Linked DNA regions of Homo sapiens: region 1 is linked to region 2. Evidence: chromatin loops called from intact Hi-C (ENCODE). Cell type or tissue: IMR-90. All regions are shown on one strand. Each heading gives the region's core, and the rest is flanking DNA. Links, peaks and the distances in the headings are about the cores only. Region 1 overlaps NRXN3 (neurexin 3). Region 2 overlaps NRXN3 (neurexin 3).

Region 1 (5,390 bases), core at 265-5,264, 570 kb after region 2:
ATCTCTTGATCTCGTGATCTGCCCGCCTCAGCCTCCCAAAGTGCTGGGATTACATGCATGAGTCCCCACTGGATTTGATCTTTACAAATTAATATTAGCACTTGTTAACTAAAGGAATGAAGAAATAAGTGAAAGAATGAAGGAATAAATACATAACAACATTATGTATAACACAGATGAGTGTAATGATTCAGCAAAACTTCATTATAATCTCTTCAGGGCACCTCCTGGAAACCTGAGAAATAAAACTGTTTTATTACTGGTACTTGCCTTTCTCGAAAACTGATAGTAAACGTCCTGACAAGTTAGTCTTAGGTATCTTTCCTTCAGTTCAATAGCAAATGCTGTTTAAAAGCAAATACACAGCATTTATAGAATGTTTTTGCCTCTTCATTATATTTTACTACATAAAAATCTAAAACACACAAAAAAGTAAAACACAAAAACAGTCTAAAGTGTGACACTGATTTCAGTACAATACATCTAGAGGGAATAATTTTTCTCTAAATTCCCAGGTGGCTAAAAAGAGGGCTCTGTGGATAGATGTGGAAAGCGTGAGACAGATGCTTCTCTGAGCCTCGGGTTTCTCATCTTAAAATAGAGATAATTACAGTACCTACCTCACAAGGTTGTGGGGATTTGTTGGGAGGATCTAAGTAAAGCCCTTAAGACACTGCCTGGGTATAAAGCAGCTATGTAGCTTCTAGTGTCTTAACATTGCTAAGAAAAGAAACACACTTGCCCCCTTTTTGCAGAAGTAAGCTCCTTTAGTGATTTTCATCTCATTTTCTTCTATACTTTTTTTTTATATTTGTTGTGAGCACGATCTTCTCTTTTTTAATAAATTCATATTTTTCAATTATTTTTATTATTAAGGTAAGAAGTGTGCTTTTGTTGGTGGAGGAAGAAGGAAGCCCCTACATGCATAGCAACGTCCATGGGAATGAATCACTGTTCCCTTCTTTTCTATGAACTTAAGATTATACTCAAGCCACTCCAGAAAATGACCATGCAGTCACTGTAAGCAATTCCTCTAAAATTATTAAAAACTGTTTATGTTTGGAGAAAGGCAGCCCCTCTTGCAGTGATAATGACTGCTATATGAGAGGATTAAGCTGATTACATCTTTGGAATACTGAGATTGTGCAAAATAGAGGGAACGATGAACTCTCCACATAAGCTAAGGAATTCAGCAAAAGGATGAATCAACAGGAGAGAGAGAATATGAAGCCTCTATTTGGAAACTGAACACGTAGCCTCCCAGATAAAAGTGAGAAAGATTTTGAGTAATATCTGAAGTCATGTAGCTGAGAAGTTCCATCTACACTTGAGAATAAAAACAAACAAACATACTCTAGGCGATGTCTATGCCAGTTCCATGAAGTCATCATAGACTTGCAATCAATTGCTTGGGAAAATAGATTTTAAAGTTGAATTTCTGGCTATTACTAGGATAATTTTTTCTCCTGGACATTTTATGTATTTATGTATCTACTTTGGTCAGGGTGACAAATGGTATGTGGTATGCAGAGCTTAACTACTACTCCTAGCCCCCAGGCCCCATAATCTTTTAGTGGATTCAGCCAAGCAGAAATGTATGTTGAATAAAACCATGTCCAGGGGGTGAGCAGAAAGAAATGCATTTGAGGAAAGGATATTATGTCAATCCCAAACTCGATGAAATGTTCTAAGAGTATCCCAGAGATTGGTTCTATGAATCTAGTGAAACACAGAATACCCTACTCTTCACAGATGGGTGTTTATTTGCATGAGTCCATAGGCATGTGAGCTTTTGTTCCTTAGCTGGAGGATTAGAGGGAAGAAATGACATAGGTGATTAGGGATGGGGGAGAGCTGGGATGAATATGGAGAAAGGTTAGAGAATGCAGGCGGAAGTTGATGGCAGCAATTTGACTTAGAACCTTATGGGACTTGGGACACACGCACTGTAACCTTGAGACCTAGATAACAGTGTTTTATACAGATTCGGAGAATAGATTATTTCTCCCACAACCCAGCTACTGCTATGGGTACAGCTTTAGTGCTCTGCGGGCTCAGCTGACCACCTGAAGGTGACTGGCTGGCTTGGAGTGACAATAGAAGAGCCTATAGCACTTGTAAGAGCAGGGTCCTCACTGAGATTGTGCACAGCAGAGGGAGCCATGAACTCCCTGCATGAGCTAAGGAATTCAGCAAAAGCATGAATCAGCAGGAGAGAGAGAATATGAAGCCTCTATTCGATTAATGAACATGTGGCCTCCCAAACAAAAGTGGGAAAGATTTTGAGTCATAGCTGAAGTCATCATGTAGCTGGGATATTCTATAAACATTTGAGAATAAAAACAAGCACAGCAACCAATGTCCTTTCTGTTCTAATTAGGACTAACTTTTGAGTGCTAGAGACTAGAGGGCAGGCATAGCCCTCTATGGAGATGGGCCGTTCAAGTTTTAATAAATGTGTTGCATTTGTCATCTTAGTATGGCATGACAAATGATCTATTTTATATTAGGAGCTGCCCAAAGATGTTGGGTTAATTTTAGTCAAAGTGATTTTATGCCCACAACATCTGGATGAGTTTGGTCAAAGGAAAGAAGTTTAGTAGACTCATAACCAGAAAGATCTTTGTCTTCACCTGGCCTGCCAGACTTCTGAGGGAGTAATCATGCCCAATATAGTAACTGGAAGGACATGCCACTTGTTTGGAAGGATAGAGGCATAGCCTGAGAAGATAAAGGTGAAATCTCTGAAAACTTTGATAAAGAGGCTGGGCACGGTGGCTCATACCTGTAAACCCAGCACTTTGGGAGGCCAGGGCAGGCAGATCACTAGGTCAAGAGATTGAGACCATCCTGGCCAACATGGTGAAACCCCATCTCTACTAAAAATACAAAAATTAGCTGGGTGTGGTGGTGTGTGCCTGTAGTCCCAGCTACTCAGGACGCTGAGGCAGGAGAATCGCCTGAACCCGGGAGGCGGAGGTTGCAGTGAGCGGAGATTGTGCCACTGCACTCCAGCCTGGCGACAGAGCGAGACTCCATCTTAAAAAAAAAACAAAAAAAAAAAAAACCAACTTTGATAAATAAAATATAACTCTAACTCTAGATAGGGACCGAATGGGGGTATAATGTTTGTTTAAGTTTTTGGGAGACACTTGATAACACAACCTGGATATGGTGGAGAGCATTCACATTCCTTTTCAGTAGTAGCCTCTTAACGATGAGGTATGGATGAACAGCAAATTGCTGCTGACTTATTAATTACCATGCCCACACCACTGATTTCCCTATGTCTTACCTGTGCACACACATTGGCTTTACAGCATACGAACGCCAAGTTTGTGGCGTAGCATATGGTGCTCCCTCAAATAAGCACAACTGTCTGCCTCTCTGCTTATCTAATCATAGCAACAGAAAAATTGACTTTTCAGTTTTCTTTTCCCCAGGCCCTGGGAGATGCATATGCCAAATACTTGGCATTCTTTGTAACAGAGTCAATCATAATTAGGATTCCAAATTAAAGTACACTGCCAGCCAGGGCATGTGGTATTTTATATTATTTGTTTGAACAAATGTATTATAACTTGAAAATGGCAAAGTAAAAGAATTAAGTAAAGCTCACACTTTTTATATGTAATCATCTTGCGGAGTTTTATTTTATCAGAATGTTAGATGAAATCAGAAAGCAAAGAATGTAAAATAGAAAAATGTATCTGAAACTTTATTCTTTTAAGTAACAGGTTTGGTTTTTTGTTTTTGTTTTCTTTATTTTCATTTTGTTTGGTTTTTGAAATGCTCATTGTAGAATGTTGAATATGGTCAGATGTTGGGTGTGAAGTTTATTAGAAATTAACCCTGAAAAAGTATGGTATAGTCATTCAGTTGCCTTTTCCAGTGGAGTCTGATTTGGCCTGGCGGGTGTAGTGAAACATTAACTACACCCGCCTCAGCCACCCAAAGTGCTGGGATCACAGGCGTGAGCCACCGCGCCAGGCCCTAAAGCACATCTTGATTGTAGGTTGAGGGTGCAGTGCCAACAAATTCTACTTTCATGGCTCTTGAAATTCTGTGAACATTTAAGAGCCACTTTGACACAGCCATTTCTTGTTTTTTGAGAGAGGGTATTATTGAAATTCTTTTTAATCCAAGATTTTTGTGACAATTTCATTCATTCCTACTTTCTTTACACCAGTAGTAGCTATTCATATTCATTCTTCTATTTTCTTTGCATGATTAACTGGCATATACTAGTTCTTCACATTATTAGCCTAATAATAGTAGTTACAGGCTATAATAGGCTATTAATTCATTATCATCTCCTGACTCAAGTGAATCTGCTGGTAACTGAGAGCTCCTACTCTTGTCAATGGCTTTGATCCCACTGATGACCATTTTAGTGCTATTCCCTTCTCACCATGGTTGAGCCTTTTCTACATATTCCTCTCAGAATGGTTGTGCCAGACTTTCACGGGGAGCCATTTTTAAAGCTATCCTCACTACAGAATATGGCAGCATTTCGTTGGCAGTAAAATCAGTTAAACTGCATATAGAATGCTTTAGTTTCTTCTGAATAAAATGTGTTACACAAACTGAAGTCACTGCTCTTTTTAAAAACCAAAGCAGAATAAACCGTTTTGTAAGATAATTTTGCCACTATAAATATAGTTTCCTTTGGCTTCTTCTTGGAAAGATTTTATTTCAGCTTGCACTGTGAGATCTTTGTCGTTTTCACCACACATTTCCGTCAAGGAAGCCCTTGGATGACTGCCATGATTTGCCTCTGCTGGACGCTTCCTTCAAGGGCTGTCAACACCTCTCTTAATTGTCTGGCTTAAACATCAGGCGAGCAATGTGTTAAAGTTAGATGGCAAATATACTTAAGACAAATATGTAAATTTTTACTCTTTCAAATATGCATTCAACTGGTGTGTATAGATTTCAGAACAAAAGCCAGAGAGAGAGCAAGAAAGAGGGAGGAGAGAGAAATCTATATGTATAAATAGAAAAGCCAAGGTAGAAATGCTGTGTGTGTAAATACCCAATTTCTGGATTAAGACGTATCACAAATACATATGATCAATACTTATGTACATGCAAGTGTACTGCCTTTCCAAACACCAGCAAATCTTGGTGAGCAGAAATCAGTAGACTGTCCATAGTGGGATCTAGAATTTGAATGGAAACGGTCTTCAATTTTAAATATTCATCTGTTTTCATTTGTAGATATGACACTCACTTTAAGAGGTGATCTGAGTTCAAATTCCCTAAATTATATTTGCATTTGACTTATTACACATATTGTTAGTTGTCCCTTGAATTCCAGTTTCTCTTTGAGTAAGTTCTTAGAAGATATATGTAGCTAGGTGACTTATAGTCACCTCTTAGTCATTCTC
Region 2 (5,390 bases), core at 165-5,164:
TTGAGCTTGCCAGCGTAAGTTTCCTCCTACTCTCTCCCTGCAAAAAAAATAGTTGTGTACAAAATAAAATTCCTGGGGTTGACATTCAGATGACCCCAATGAATCTGATTTTTTTTCTTTTCTTTTTTTCTCTTTGCTTTTTTTTTTTTTTTTTGACAGAGTTTCGCTCTTTTGCCTAGGCAGGAGTGAAGTGATGTAATCTCAGCTTCCTGCAACCTCCACCCCTTGGGTTAAACTGATTCTCCTGCCTCAGCCTCCCGAGTAGCTGGGATTATAGGCGCCCACCACCACACCTGGCTAATTTTTGTATTTTTAGTAGAGATGGGGTTTCACCATCTTGGCCAGGCTGGTCTTGAACTCCTGACCTCATGATCCACCCGCCTTGGCCTCCCAAAGTGCTAGGATTAAAGACGTGAGCCACCACGCCTGGCCTGAATTTTTTTTCTGTTGCTCTTCAAGTTAGATGGTTTAAGTAATGATGTTTGCCGGGAAGAGATTTGAGGACCTAACCGTGAGATAGTCCTGCCCTGTTCAGGTCTCCCGTGTTTCCTCATTAGACCTTCCAGCTTATTACTGGAAAAGCATTCTTTTCTCCATGTTTTAAACACCTATTGAGTATGAATGTTTTAAGTGCTTATTAAATACTGGTTCATAACTCTTTGTAAGAGTTAGGGGAGAATCATCAATATCTGGAACAACACCATTCTTCATGATATTGGTTTTGAGAGCCACGTGGGCAGAGAAATAAATTCTAGAAAAAAAGAAATGGTAATCTGACATGCAGACTTGGATTATAAATATGGTCAAAGGTGTACTTAAAAACAAGATATTTTGCTTCTTGGTTAGCTTTACTGAGAATCCAGGGATCAAGTAAAATCATTGCCATTGGTACTGACGGTTGAGAGTCAGTGCGATGCTAAACCACAGGAACTCCTTACTTCTATGCATGATTAAATCCAGTTGTCAGGTTTGGGCAGAAGAGAGCCCTCCTTTTCCTCAAGTCTATAGGGAGGTGCTGTGGGGGAGTTTTCTCATTTTCCAGAATATACAGAGCAAGGATCATCCATCATAATCAGACAGGGGTATTTCATATCATCCATTTCCAGTGAGAACTGTGGTAAAATTCTGTCCTTTTTCCCATTTTTGGCTGCTGTGATTGAAACCCGTCTTATAAACAGAAAAGGGTAGTTTGAGTTATTTTAAAAAATAAGAATCCTTCAGTCTCTGTTGCCCATTTTCTCCTCTATGAATAATTTCTGCAGACAGGTGACCAGTTCAACCATCTCTCTCGGTTACAAATGCCTGTGGTTGGTCCACTTCCTTCAGCCTTGGAGTAAAATAAAGGCTTCTTTTGCAAGATCACGAAATAATTCAGCAAATACTGTGGGACTATAAGGTATTCCTGTGTTGTCACCTTTTCTTTTGAAGAATATAGAGAATATGCTTTTCTTCCTCTAATTCAAATACATAGATTCCTTATGCTTGTATAATGAAAGAATAAGGGCTCTGATACATACATATCATTGAACAACTATTATCAGTATTAGGCAATTTAGAAAACAAAAAATAAGACTTCAGAATTTATATCAGCTCCTTCAATACTTCATTTAGCTGGATCCATTTAAATATTTCATTTTTTAGCCTATGTTGTAGTAGATTGCTTGATTGGTCCAAGGTAGTCTCTAAATCCAATTAGAGAAAATGAAATTCAGGAAGCACATCACTGTAGATTTTGGTACAGTGACTTGAGTATATAATTGCCATCTCTTTCTATGTTAGCTCAGGGGTGGGTTTTGTGCCATAAACCAACCATCCAACCACCAGTCTACCCACCTACCCACCCAACTAACCATCATTTGGGCTATATCTATCTGCATATCATACATAATATCCTTGCAGGAATTAATCCAGCATCCATATGAGTGTAACTCATACCTAGGCTGATAACAAAATCTGAAAGGTTTTTCACTGAAATATATCAGGTGACTAAAGAATTTCACAACCCAAAAGAGGAGGGTATATCGATCCTAGTGGAATTCTATTTCATGGATTTTGTTCTGCCTTTATTGACACAGTTAGACATTAAAGAGAATAAGTATAATAACAAAATTTATAAGAAATGCTTATGGAATATTTTCTAATTTTAGCTACAATGATGGGTTGTTTATATTCTGTGGTTTGATTTTTATATCAATCTTTATGCAGCTATTATCATTACCCAAACAAGTAGATATTATTGCCCCTTTAATAACAGTGAAGGAAACTGGAATGTAAGAATTGAGGTAACTGGCCCACACACCACAAAGCGAGGAAGTAGGAAGCTGGAATTCACATCCAGGTTTGTCTGTTAGAAGCCCATCCCCTTGACCTTTCTGCCATATTATCTTTCCTTATGCTGTGGCACAAAAAAAGAATTGTGACCATACCATCTTCCCAGAGAGGGATTAGACAAAGTCCAGAGAACGTCTAGATGGTCAGGAACTCTAGTCATGGCGATGCTAGTTACTATAAGAGGATACTTGGCAAACAGCATTGCACCCAGATGGTGCGCAACCCACACGTCTCTATTTACGTAGAGGTCTCAAGTGTTTGTATTAACAGGTTTGGAGGATAATAAAAGGAGTTGTTGTTTGTTCTTTCTTTGTACGTCTGAAATTAATTTTTAGCATAAATTTAAAAGGGGAGTTTGTAAATTCACTAGACACTGAGAGACTGGAGATCCAAGCAAACATTTGTCTGTTGAGTTTAAAAAGATCTGGTGTAAAAGTGATTGTTTTCTATTTTGCCCACTAGGTGGCGCTTTGGTCTCACAGGTTCCTTTTAATGGGCTGGATTTCCCCGCCCCCCCACCTCCCCCCAACCCACCTCCCCCCAACCCCACCCCATACCTAGATGTTGGTCCAGGAAAAAAAAAAAAAAAAAACAATTCAAGACTGATTAAGAGGACTATGTCAGTTGAGTTTGTTCAGTTTGGGTTTTCTCTATCATTATCCATGTTGATAACAAAGATAATTAAACTTATTTGAAAATTTTGGACACTCCTTTTTCAACCTTCTTGCAATAAACTGTATTCACTTATTTTGGAAAAAAGCATCAATAAATGGAACTAGTGAGTTATCTTCTCAGCATGTCTCCACAGGCTACACTTACAACAGTCTTTCCTCCTACAGAGCGGGGCAAGTCATAGGAAGTGACTAAAACCATGTCATTTGGGTGTTCATATTAAGCACACTGGCTATGAGATCGCCCCGGAATGTATACACAGCCCAACATGTCATTTTCTTAACACCTTAACATCAGTGTGGACAAAAACAATAAGGAACAATGTTTTAAACATGTTTACATCAAAGAGGACTGGGGTCATAAGGAAGCAGTTCGATGGGAGAATAAATAACATTATTCCAAATTCAATAAAACTGATCAGTCATTCTACAAATGTACACTGATTTGACTCATTCCATTACCATGCAAGAATTTTATTTGTTGACTGTTGTGAAGACATTCCTGTCATCAAGAAGGAATTTTCTAAAATTATAACCTGAGATAGTAGTAAGTGATAGAAAAATTCACTAAATGGCTTTTCCATGAAATAATATTTATTTATACCTACTTCTGAATACCTACTATGTGCTGAGCAGGTGCAGGGTGATGTGAAACATATATTAAATCCCTTAAGGAGCCTACAGACAAAGATTAAGAGATGGCTGAAAGATAGTGTATCCAAGGTCACGTTGGCACAGATTACTGAAGTGAGTGGGGTGGCCTGGAAGAACATTAAGTGGACATTTAAGATGGAACAGCTAATAAGACAAAGGTAAAATGAGTCTAGAAGAATGACTAGACTGAGAAGAGAGGAAAGGAAAGAGGCAGAAATAGTAGAATGTAGAAAAGCTTTAGGCCCATGGTGATTATGGAGAATTGCAGAAGTCCAGTAATCTAGAGCATAATAATGCATATGTGGAAAGAGTGGGAAATTGGGGCCATAGGTAGAAGCCAGAATCAGGGACTTTGAGTACTAAATTGAGCATGATCTATTTTCTAGAAGGTATAGGAGAGACTTTGAAGAAGGCTGTCACTTGCTCCCCACGTAACCCTCTAAGAAGGCATGCCATTCACTTCCACTTTCCAGAAGACACAGGTGTGTTTCCCCAGAAGACCATCTGGATCCAGAATCTGTGCAGACTGACCATCTATCATGGTCTTTCCTTGTGGGAATTTTAAGTCTTGACTTTCCTTCTGGAGCTTTCCATGCGACCGAGGAAGTGATTATACAATAGCAGATGAGATCCTTGGTATAATTAAGGATTGCTTGTCACTTTCAACATTTCCCCCCATCAAACCGTGGACAGAGAGGCCTTGGAAGGGTTTAGTTCTGCTACCATACTCATTTAACCCTGCTAAGCATATTTTCTTCAGCATTTTGCAAGCAGAAATTTATAGTAATGTTTTTTGACACTAACTCTGAGTCCTGCATTCTCTGCCTGACTTGCTGTATTTGAAGGTGGTAGCGAAACACATGGTGTATGTGTATGTATGAAGTAGGAGGCATGGTGGTACAGATTTAGCTATGGGACTTTTCAGCTTTGCCTGTATGAAATTCATTTACTAAGTATATGTAAGTGAAATTCCAGCAATTCAGAAAGGGTTCTGGAATTGCTTAAAGCCCATCACTGCTTGTGAATTCTTCCCACATTAAAATGTTATCTTACAGAAGGTCAAAATGTCTTTCCTGCATGAATATAATAATGACTTACACCTTAGACTGTAACCATTGTGAATTTATTCTATGTGTATCTATCTCTGGTTTTCTTTGTTGGAGTGGCAAGATTTAAAGCAGGCCAATTTTATGCCTCATTCTATGTGCACCAAAACTACTTACATGATATTGGTTTTCAGTGCCTGCTACAACAAAAACAATATCCCAGTAACAGCCCACTTTACTTTCTGTGGGTAGACAATGCCCTCACAGGGGTTATTAACTTCTCCCAGAGAAGCTTTTGTCTTTGCAATCCTGAATGCATTTCTCTTCATATTAGATTTTACCAGTCACCTTGTTGATTATGAAATGCTAAGTCAGGGTCTTTATTAGACTGACTTTGCTTTCCCTTTAATAATTCAGGTAATTATTATATTTACAGAATTTGCCTATTTTTTGAAATCAACACTTTGTTAATCACCAGACCCATGACAATCTATAAGTAGCCACTTTACGTGGCTTATAGATCTAAAGTGAATGTTGGTTTTCACACATTCATTCATAACTATTATTTTTACTGATATATTAGGCAAAATATAAGATTCATTTATGAGTTTGTTCATCAGCTAGTTATAAAATTCCTGTTGCATGGTAAGTGCTGTCTGTATTGGGCAACAGAGATAAAATGGGAAAC

What was found. Peaks named below come from ENCODE experiments on the same cell type or tissue, not always from the same donor. Only the 100,000 strongest peaks of a DNase experiment are listed, where the experiment ranks them.
Region 1: it touches region 2 in a loop (3-fold over the local background); 2 of 110 quality-filtered maps call a loop at or near these places.

What each region holds. Positions count from the first base shown.
Region 1 is chr14:79,582,642-79,588,031 of GRCh38, forward strand. All of the region lies in intron 16 of NRXN3 (neurexin 3), which reads left to right. Among named protein-coding and RNA genes, the nearest start is that of NRXN3-AS3, 47 kb to the right of the region's middle. In IMR-90, for the core only: a CTCF peak has its summit at 2,165 (motif pointing right); DNase peaks (open chromatin) are centred at 1,280 and 2,240; H3K27ac peaks cover 1,617 bases.
Region 2 is chr14:79,008,525-79,013,914 of GRCh38, forward strand. The region is part of intron 15 of NRXN3 (neurexin 3); the gene reads left to right. Among named protein-coding and RNA genes, the nearest start is that of NRXN3-AS1, 64 kb to the right of the region's middle. In IMR-90, for the core only: a CTCF peak has its summit at 2,777 (motif pointing right); DNase peaks (open chromatin) are centred at 2,797 and 3,187.